3 separate regions of the Homo sapiens genome follow, and all the other regions are linked to region 1. The links are chromatin loops, found by intact Hi-C in ENCODE. Cell type or tissue: mammary epithelial cell. All regions are shown on one strand.

Region 1 (2,500 bases):
AATACAAAAACTTAGCCAAGCGTGGTGGCGTGCGCCTGTTGTCCTAGCTACTGGGGAGGCTGAGGTGGGAGAAGCACTTGAATCCAGGAGGTAGAGGTTGCAGTGAGCTGAGATCATGCCATTGCACTCCAGCCTGTGTGATAGAGCGAGACTTCGTCTCAGAAAAAAATCTAATTTTAAAGTCTTAAGATTTTGCCATTCCTCCTACTCCCAAACAAATCTTTGGGGAAAAAAAAAAAAAAAACTACCAACTGTCAGCCATGGGCCTGACGGCGCTAAGCTCTGGGGCTCCGTGCACTGACGTGGGGCCAGCCACAGGGAGGCGGGGATCAAGTAGCGGAGGCCAGGATTTTGGCCACCTCCCGGGCAAGTTGCAGGGCAGTGGCGCCGGGAGCAAAAGCAGCATGATGCAGCTCATGCACCTGGAGTCCTTTTATGAAAAAACCTCCTCCTGGGCTTATCAAGGAAGATGACACTAAGCCAGAAGACTGCATACCAGATGTACCAGGCAATGAACATGCCAGGGAATTTCTGGCTCACACACCAACTAAAGGACTTTGGATGCCACTGGAGAAAGAAGTCAAAGTTAAGCACTTACTTTTCATTGGATTGCTTCATAATTTCTTGGTGATGGAAAATTCATTCCTAAAGCAACAAGATTAAAGGATGCTTGGGTTGGCGTTGCAAACGGTATGGTCACCAAATGGGCGACAAACAATGCCCTTTCTTTATCAAAGGTAACTGAAAGAGCAGTTCAGAGTAGCACATGAAGATCCCATATATGGCAGCATGTGAGGCAATAAAAGACATGAAAAGGATGTAAGGATACAGCAGTTAAAACAGTTATTGGAGGATTCTATCTTGGATGAAGATGGGAGCAGCTCCAGTTCCTCTGAAGTAAAGAGAAACACAAGAAAAAGAAGAGGAAAGAAAAGGAAGAAAGAAAAGAAAAAGAAGAAAAAATGGAAGTACAAATCTTCCAAGTCAAATGAGAGTTCTGACTAAGGGTGACGAGGACTTGACTTGTTCAACATTCTCTTCTCAAGAATTAAACACTGTAGCCAAGGAACAGAGGAATATGCAGTCGGTCGGATAAAGTACCAGAATAGAGACGCCGAGCGAGGAGGATATGTGGGTCACAGCAGTGAGCTCCCACCTGCCTTCCAGTGAAGATGTGACCCCAGGAGAAGTATCTCCTTCCATGTACTAGCTCTGGACAGAGGCTGACTTTAGGCAGGAAAGTTTCTTCGATGTTGTCCTCCCTGCTGGTCACATGAGTTTACCATTCATTCTTTTGAAATGTCTTCCACAAGGTGGCAGGACTGAGGGAATCTCTAAGGCATGTCTTCCAGGCCCTGCCACAGCTTGTGCCTTCCACAGTGTGGACTCAGTTCCAGCAGATGTCAGGCTGGAGTCTTCTCTGTTGTTGAGAATAATAAAAGCTCATTATTATTATTATTATTTTTTAAACTACTTTGTTAAAGAGCACAGATATTAGAAATAGTTTTTAACCAAAGATTTTCTGTAACCTCCATGTTGCTTTATAGATTGTTCTAGCTGTTAAGAGCTAGTGATTGTGTTTTTGATGTTAATGTATTTTGTGATTTTTCATGCTAAATCTACATTTCCTTGCATGTAAATGTTTAAAAAATATCCAAAGGCTGTTTGTAATAAATACACAGTTGTCCAAGATAAATTTACTTATCTATTATTTTATATTGATTTTAAGAAAATCATTTTACCTTTGTAGGTTCTCCGTGCTGGAGCAGGTCAGCGTCCTCTTACTCCCAATCAGGGTCAGCAAGGGCAGCAAGCAGAATCACTTGCGGCAGCTGCAGCAGCAAATCCAACATTGGCTTTTGGTCAGGGTCTTGCTACTGGCATGCCAGGTATACAATTGGTCATTTGTGGAAATTTGAATAGATTTCAGATGTTAAGTGTAGGTACTCACACTGAAGAGTGAAAAAAATCAAACTGTATTTAAAATCTTGCCTACCTTGTAACAAAATATTTAGAACTCAGATGCTAATAATTGAAATCAGTATTGATTGTGAGACTCAACGACAGGAATGGTAAATTGAGACTCAACGACAGGAATGGTAAATATGTATCAGAATTCTCAACACAGCCATTTTTTTATAGCATCTATCTAATCCTAACCCAGAATTTTTAATATATTGCTTCAAGAAGTAAAACAGTTATTGAGAGTTGGTATGCAAGACAATCTATTTGCCACTCCTGCTTTATAAGAATAATCTTTTAGTTAATAGCAGAAGTTTGCCGCTAATGTTTCTTACTTTGAACCCTGTTTAATCTTGTTTAGCCCATTTATAGCGTTTAAAACTATTATTTATAACTTAATAGCAACAGTGTCGATAATGTGTCTTTGAAAGCCTAGTATAAAAAATTACAGTATAAAATTTCTACCCATTGCTACTGTACAACTTTTGGGAAAGGGCAACAAAGTACTTTTTTGTGAAATGATCACTAATAATAATGG
Region 2 (2,500 bases), 78 kb after region 1:
GGCTAGCCCATTGTTCTGTACGTGGGAGGAGAAACCGTGTACATCTGTGACTCCAGGAAGAGCAAAGAGAATTTCTTCCTCCTTTCCTGGGTATGGCATTGTTGGCATCCACATTTTGACAAAGGTTAAAAACTTTGCCCTTGACATCTTCCAGCCTCTCTGTTGTAATCCTGTTCCCTCTCCCAGAGCTCCCACCTACCCGCAGTGGCCTAGTTCCAGAGTTAGCCCCTCCCCACCTGGAAGTGATTTATGCTGTAGTGTGAGTGCTGGTACCCTTTAGCCTTCCCAGAGGACTTGTTTTCAAAGGGATATTGTGCAATGACAGGGACACTGATAGGAGAGATTTTGGTAATAAAGTTGGAGCTTGTTCCCCTCCCCCACCTTCACACACAGCTGGAGCCCTGGCCGGCTGCAGGTGTGTCAAAAGTGCAGTTTCTGCCTCTGTGAAACTTGAGGACACTTTATTTAGCAAGTACAAGGGGGAGGATGTCCCTAGAAGTCCATCTGGCAGAGGTGCCCCGGTCCCCAGGTCCGGTGGCTACCCATTCCAGGGGACCTGGTGGGGACTGACAGGGCTGGGCTTCTCAGTAAGGGCCGACTGGGGAAATCTTGGCTGAGATTCTGACCTTGGTGGGCTCTTTAGGGCAGACAGGGCTGGGGGAGGGACAGTGCTTTGGAGGCTTGGCTGCCCCCTCTGTCCCCATAGGGTGCCAGTTGCCCCACGGTCACCTTGATTTAGGATATCTCTGGCATCCTGCCTAAGCCATGACTCCCCTTGGGAAGCTGAGGGTGATGATACCAAGTCAGTGTGATCGAGTGTCCTTGTGGGTCCCTAAGTGGGGGGTGTTTGGCGAGTCTTGGGAGACAGATCCCTTGTTTGGCTCTCGGAGCAGAACTAGGCACTGAGGCTGCAGGGCCTGGGTTGGGTTGCTTTGCTCATCGCCTGCCTGGATGAAACCTTGCCCTGCCTGGCCTGGCCCGGGTTTTGCCAGGGGGGGAAAGCAGAGGAACTGGTCTTCCAGCTCCACGGCTCCACGCCCAGCCCTCAGCTGAGCCTGTTCTGAGACCAGTCCTGGCATGTGGGCTGCTGAGGCAGGCGCCAGCTCTGTGGAAGGGTAGGTATGGGGGTGCTGGGGGCAGCACTGGCTTGGCTTGGGCATCGGAGCTGGCATGAGGCTGCCAGGATCCCTCCTCCTTCAATAAACGCCCCCGGTGTACTGTGAGCAGGCAGTGCGGTGCAGGGCAAAAAGCCCAGGGCTGGGAGGCTCGGCTCTGCGACCTTGACCTCAGGCTTCCCATCTGTAAAGCCCTGACCTCACACTAAATGGAAAATATTACCCGAAAGTAGTCTTGAAGGCCAAATGTGAATGCCGTCCCTCCACCCTGGCCCTGCCCTGGAAGCCCCCAGGACAGTGAGGGGTCCGTCTCCAAGTGGCAGGGTGGGGCTGTGCTTGGGGGTGCCGTCCAGAGTGTCCCCGAAAGGTGCTCCTCCTCTCAGAAGTGCTGCTGGGGACAGCCTCCTCTTCCTGCCCATTTCTGTCTCCCTCCTGCCCTGGGCCGGGCCCATCACTCCCTGCCTGTCATACCCTCGGCAGGCCCCGGCTTGCCTTGTTCTCAGTAGAGAGCCAGTGAGCTGATAAATTGCTGTGCCTGTCACCGGAAATGCTGATGCTGCCTTGAGGCCCCAGTGAGGCCCCTCCTCCTGGGAATGGCTTCAGTGGGGGATTTCGGGTCTGGAGGCCCAGACCCCATCTGCAGCCTCAGCCTGCCTCCCTGGCGGGCTGTGTTTTCCCGGCTCCTGAGTTCGGAAACCAGCCTTAGGAGAGGAGTGATGTGTCTAGCACTTCCTCCACAACCCCGAGGCTGGGGGAGCCCAGTGTCTCCTGGCCTGTGGCCCTGCCCTGCTGCCTACTCCCACGAGTCCCACCATTTTGGCCAAACCTCCGTTGTACAGATGGACAACCTGAGGCAAGGTGTTTCTGGCACCACCCCGTAATTTAGGGACAGAGGCCAGACTGTCACCAGACTATCCCCATGTTGGACCTGGTCATTTTCCCTGGGCCACCCTCTGGTGATCAGTGCTGTGGGTCCCTGAGGAGGGGGCATTTGGAGAGTCTTGGGGGACAGAACCCCTGTCTAGTTCCCAGAGCAGCACCAGGTGCTAAAGCCGCGGGGCCAGCCTGTCAGCCGTAAAGCACTTTAGCGTTATCCACCAAGCCCCTTCTGGCGTCTAGGTGGAGAACAGGTCTAGAGAGAGGCTGAAAGCTGCCCAGGTCCCCAGCACGGGAGCCGCATGGCGGATTCCAGCCCTTTCCCAGAGACCCTTGCTCCTGGGTGCTCGGATATGACCTGCCTGCTCAGTGCTTAGGCCGTTTTCAGTCCAGGCTGAAGGAAAGGGTCACAGGGCTCCCCACAGAGGGAAGGCAGCCACAGATCCACACTGCAGGGCACTGAGGCGTTCGGAAGGCAGTGGGACTGGGAGAGGGTGTTGCAGCTTTTT
Region 3 (2,500 bases), 66 kb after region 1:
AATTGTTTGAACCCGAGAGGTCGAGGCGATTCTCCCTGCCTCAGCCTCCCGAGTAGCTGGGATTATAGGCACCTGCCACCATATCCGGCTAATTTTTGTATTTTTAGTAGAGATGGGGATTCACCGTGTTAGCCAGGCTGGTCGAGAACTCCTGACCTCAGGTGATCTGCCCGCCTCGGCCTCCCAAAGTGCTGGGGTTACAGGCGTGAGCCATCGCGCTTGGCCGTGAGTGACTTTTAAAAAATGAAAAGACTCCATCAAATCCTCCCTGACCCCAGTTTCCTCTGTTGTGAGCAGTAGAGAAAGGTAAGATTCCAAAATTCCTATTTTTCCACCATACTGGGTTGAAGGGATCTGTGGAGCCACCCTCTGGTAGAGGTAGAACCTTCGAAAAGGGCATTTTTAATCCACAGGGACTCCTCGAGCTCGGCTGGACCTCCGTGGTGCCGTGCTGTGAGACCATCCATCACTCAGGCACTCAGCGAGCCCACATCGGCCCCCAAGAACCCTGATGAAGGTCTTCCTGCCCCCTAGACAGACTTGGGGAGACGGACACCCCAAAAGCGAGAGCTCTTTGAGGTCAAACAGGTGCTCAGGAGCAGGGGTACAAGCAGGCCATCATCTTTTAGTGCTGTGAGGAGGAGTGGGGGGATGAGATGGGGACGCAGGAGGCTGCTCGGCTCCAGAGCCTGCTCCACGGTGGAAGGTGGAGGAGAGTCCAGGGTCCCACGGTCAGTCCCTGCGTGGCCCAGGAAGGTTTAATTCTTTTAAAGAGGAACACTGGACACTTCCCGATATTTTCTTGGTCCCCAGCTCAGGCCGACCCAAGTTCTTGCCTTCCGCCTAGGGAAGACAGGGGAGGACGACGCCATCTTTGGTCTCAGGGCCCAGGTGCGAAGGTCGTTTGGCACCATCTCTCCTGCCTGCCAGATGTGGGCAGGGCCCGTCCGGTTCTTCCCCTTTGCTCTCTCGGCCGTTTCCCCTACACCCGCAGGCCTTCCACAGCTTTTTGAACTGAGGCCCAGGGCCTCGCAGGGGATCTCGAAGGAGCAGCAACTGCACGGTGCTCCTCAGATCCGCGTGCCCGAGGTCACCGGGGAACAAAGAAGTTACTTATTTTTCCTTTTAGCTCAGATGAAGAGAGAGGGCGTTGTCTTCCACAGAAAAACGCTGCGAACTCCGCCCCCGTCCCCCTTTTTCTTGCAGCCCTTCCGTGCGGGTGCAGCTGTTTAAACTAAGGCCCCAAGTCTCCAGCACTTTGTGGAGTGCAGGAAGAACGCGAGCGTACGGGAGAATCTGGGCCGGCGGGGCGCAGCGAGCCGCATCGCAGCTGGAGGACAGCCGGGGTGTGTCTGTGTGTGTTTGCCCGTCGGTTGAAGGCCCCATCGCCCCCGGGTCCCCGCCCTGCCCCAGAAAGCGTTCCCCAAGAGAGCTAGGAGTCCTGCGCACCTGGAGCGCGCTCCGCGTCCACGCCCAGAGGGCGCTGCACACTCGCGCCCGAGGACTGCCTGCCCCCCTTCAGCCCCTCTCCCGGGCTGCGCCTCCGCACTCCGGGCCCGGGCAGAAGGGGGTGCGCCTCGGCCCCACCACCCAGGGAGCAGCCGAGCTGAAAGGCCGGGAACCGCGGCTTGCGGGGACCACAGCTCCCGAAAGCGACGTTCGGCCACCGGAGGAGCGGGAGCCAAGCAGGCAAGAACCTTAGGAGCGGGCCGGGGGTGGGGCGTTCCGAAGGGGCCGGGAGGGGTGGCTGGGGGGCGGGGTCCTGGGGGGTGTGGACTGGGGCTGGCCGGGAGACCTGGCGGAGCTGGGGGTGGGGGGCCAGTTTTTGCAACGGCTAAGGAAGGGCCTGTGGGTTTATTATAAGGCGGAGCTCGGCGGGAGAGGTGCGGGCCGAATCCGAGCCGAGCGGAGAGGAATCCGGCAGTAGAGAGCGGACTCCAGCCGGCGGACCCTGCAGCCCTCGCCTGGGACAGCGGCGCGCTGGGCAGGCGCCCAAGAGAGCATCGAGCAGCGGAACCCGCGAAGCCGGCCCGCAGCCGCGACCCGCGCAGCCTGCCGCTCTCCCGCCGCCGGTCCGGGCAGCATGAGGCGCGCGGCGCTCTGGCTCTGGCTGTGCGCGCTGGCGCTGAGCCTGCAGCCGGCCCTGCCGGTGAGTGCGGCCGGCGGCCAGGCGGGGAGGCGGCGGGAAGCCGGGACTGGTCACCCGCGGATGCCGGCGGGTGCACGTGGAGGGGGAGGGGGAGCGAAGACTTCCCTTCTTCCCGCGCTAGCCCAGCGGGTCCCGGGACGGTGAGCCCCGAGACCAGGGCTCCAGCCCCAATTTCCTCCGCTGTCGGTGGGTGCCGCACCGGTCCCGCGCTGGGGAGGGTGGGGGGCCGGGGCCCCGCGCTCAATTATGTAAAACGTCTCCACATCTGTCGGAGCCCGCCAGCCCACAGCGGCGCCCGGGGTCGCCCGTTCCCACCCTCCTCGCCCCGGCCACCGCGGCGGCCGGGCCCCC

Evidence for each region. A loop is a pair of places that touch in the nucleus more often than their neighbours do. Peaks named below come from ENCODE experiments on the same cell type or tissue, not always from the same donor. Only the 100,000 strongest peaks of a DNase experiment are listed, where the experiment ranks them.
Region 2: it touches region 1 in a loop (8-fold over the local background); 4 of 110 quality-filtered maps call a loop at or near these places.
Region 3: a loop joins it to region 1, with 6 times the contacts of the local background. A loop is called at or near these places in 5 of 110 quality-filtered maps.

The regions. Positions count from the first base shown.
Region 1 is chr2:20,290,041-20,292,540 of GRCh38, reverse strand. PUM2 (pumilio RNA binding family member 2) reads left to right here. Exons shown (of 21, transcript NM_015317.5): 10 at 1,751-1,889. It also overlaps the pseudogene LOC100421404. Among named protein-coding and RNA genes, the nearest start is that of PUM2, 60 kb to the left of the region's middle. In mammary epithelial cell, a CTCF peak has its summit at 1,350 (motif pointing right); a DNase peak (open chromatin) is centred at 1,330; H3K27ac peaks cover 483 bases.
Region 2 is chr2:20,211,772-20,214,271 of GRCh38, reverse strand. All of the region lies in intron 1 of SDC1 (syndecan 1), which reads left to right. It overlaps LOC124905978 (a long non-coding RNA gene), which reads right to left. Exons shown (of 2, transcript XR_007086241.1): 2 at 445-2,500. Among named protein-coding and RNA genes, the nearest start is that of SDC1, 12 kb to the left of the region's middle. RefSeq lists a silencer at 1-124 and enhancers at 596-685, 1,156-1,215, 1,476-1,655. In mammary epithelial cell, no CTCF peak of the experiment used is centred here; DNase peaks (open chromatin) are centred at 1,021 and 1,611; H3K4me3 peaks cover 209 bases; H3K27ac peaks cover 2,500 bases.
Region 3 is chr2:20,224,451-20,226,950 of GRCh38, reverse strand. It overlaps SDC1 (syndecan 1), which reads left to right and starts at 1,821. Exons shown (of 5, transcript NM_002997.5): 1 at 1,821-2,149. The coding sequence starts at 2,084. RefSeq lists enhancers at 494-1,173, 1,174-1,853 and silencers at 1,405-1,784, 1,845-2,264, 2,305-2,364, 2,385-2,500. In mammary epithelial cell, CTCF peaks have their summits at 390 (motif pointing left) and 1,474; DNase peaks (open chromatin) are centred at 1,470 and 1,780; H3K4me3 peaks cover 1,573 bases; H3K27ac peaks cover 1,934 bases.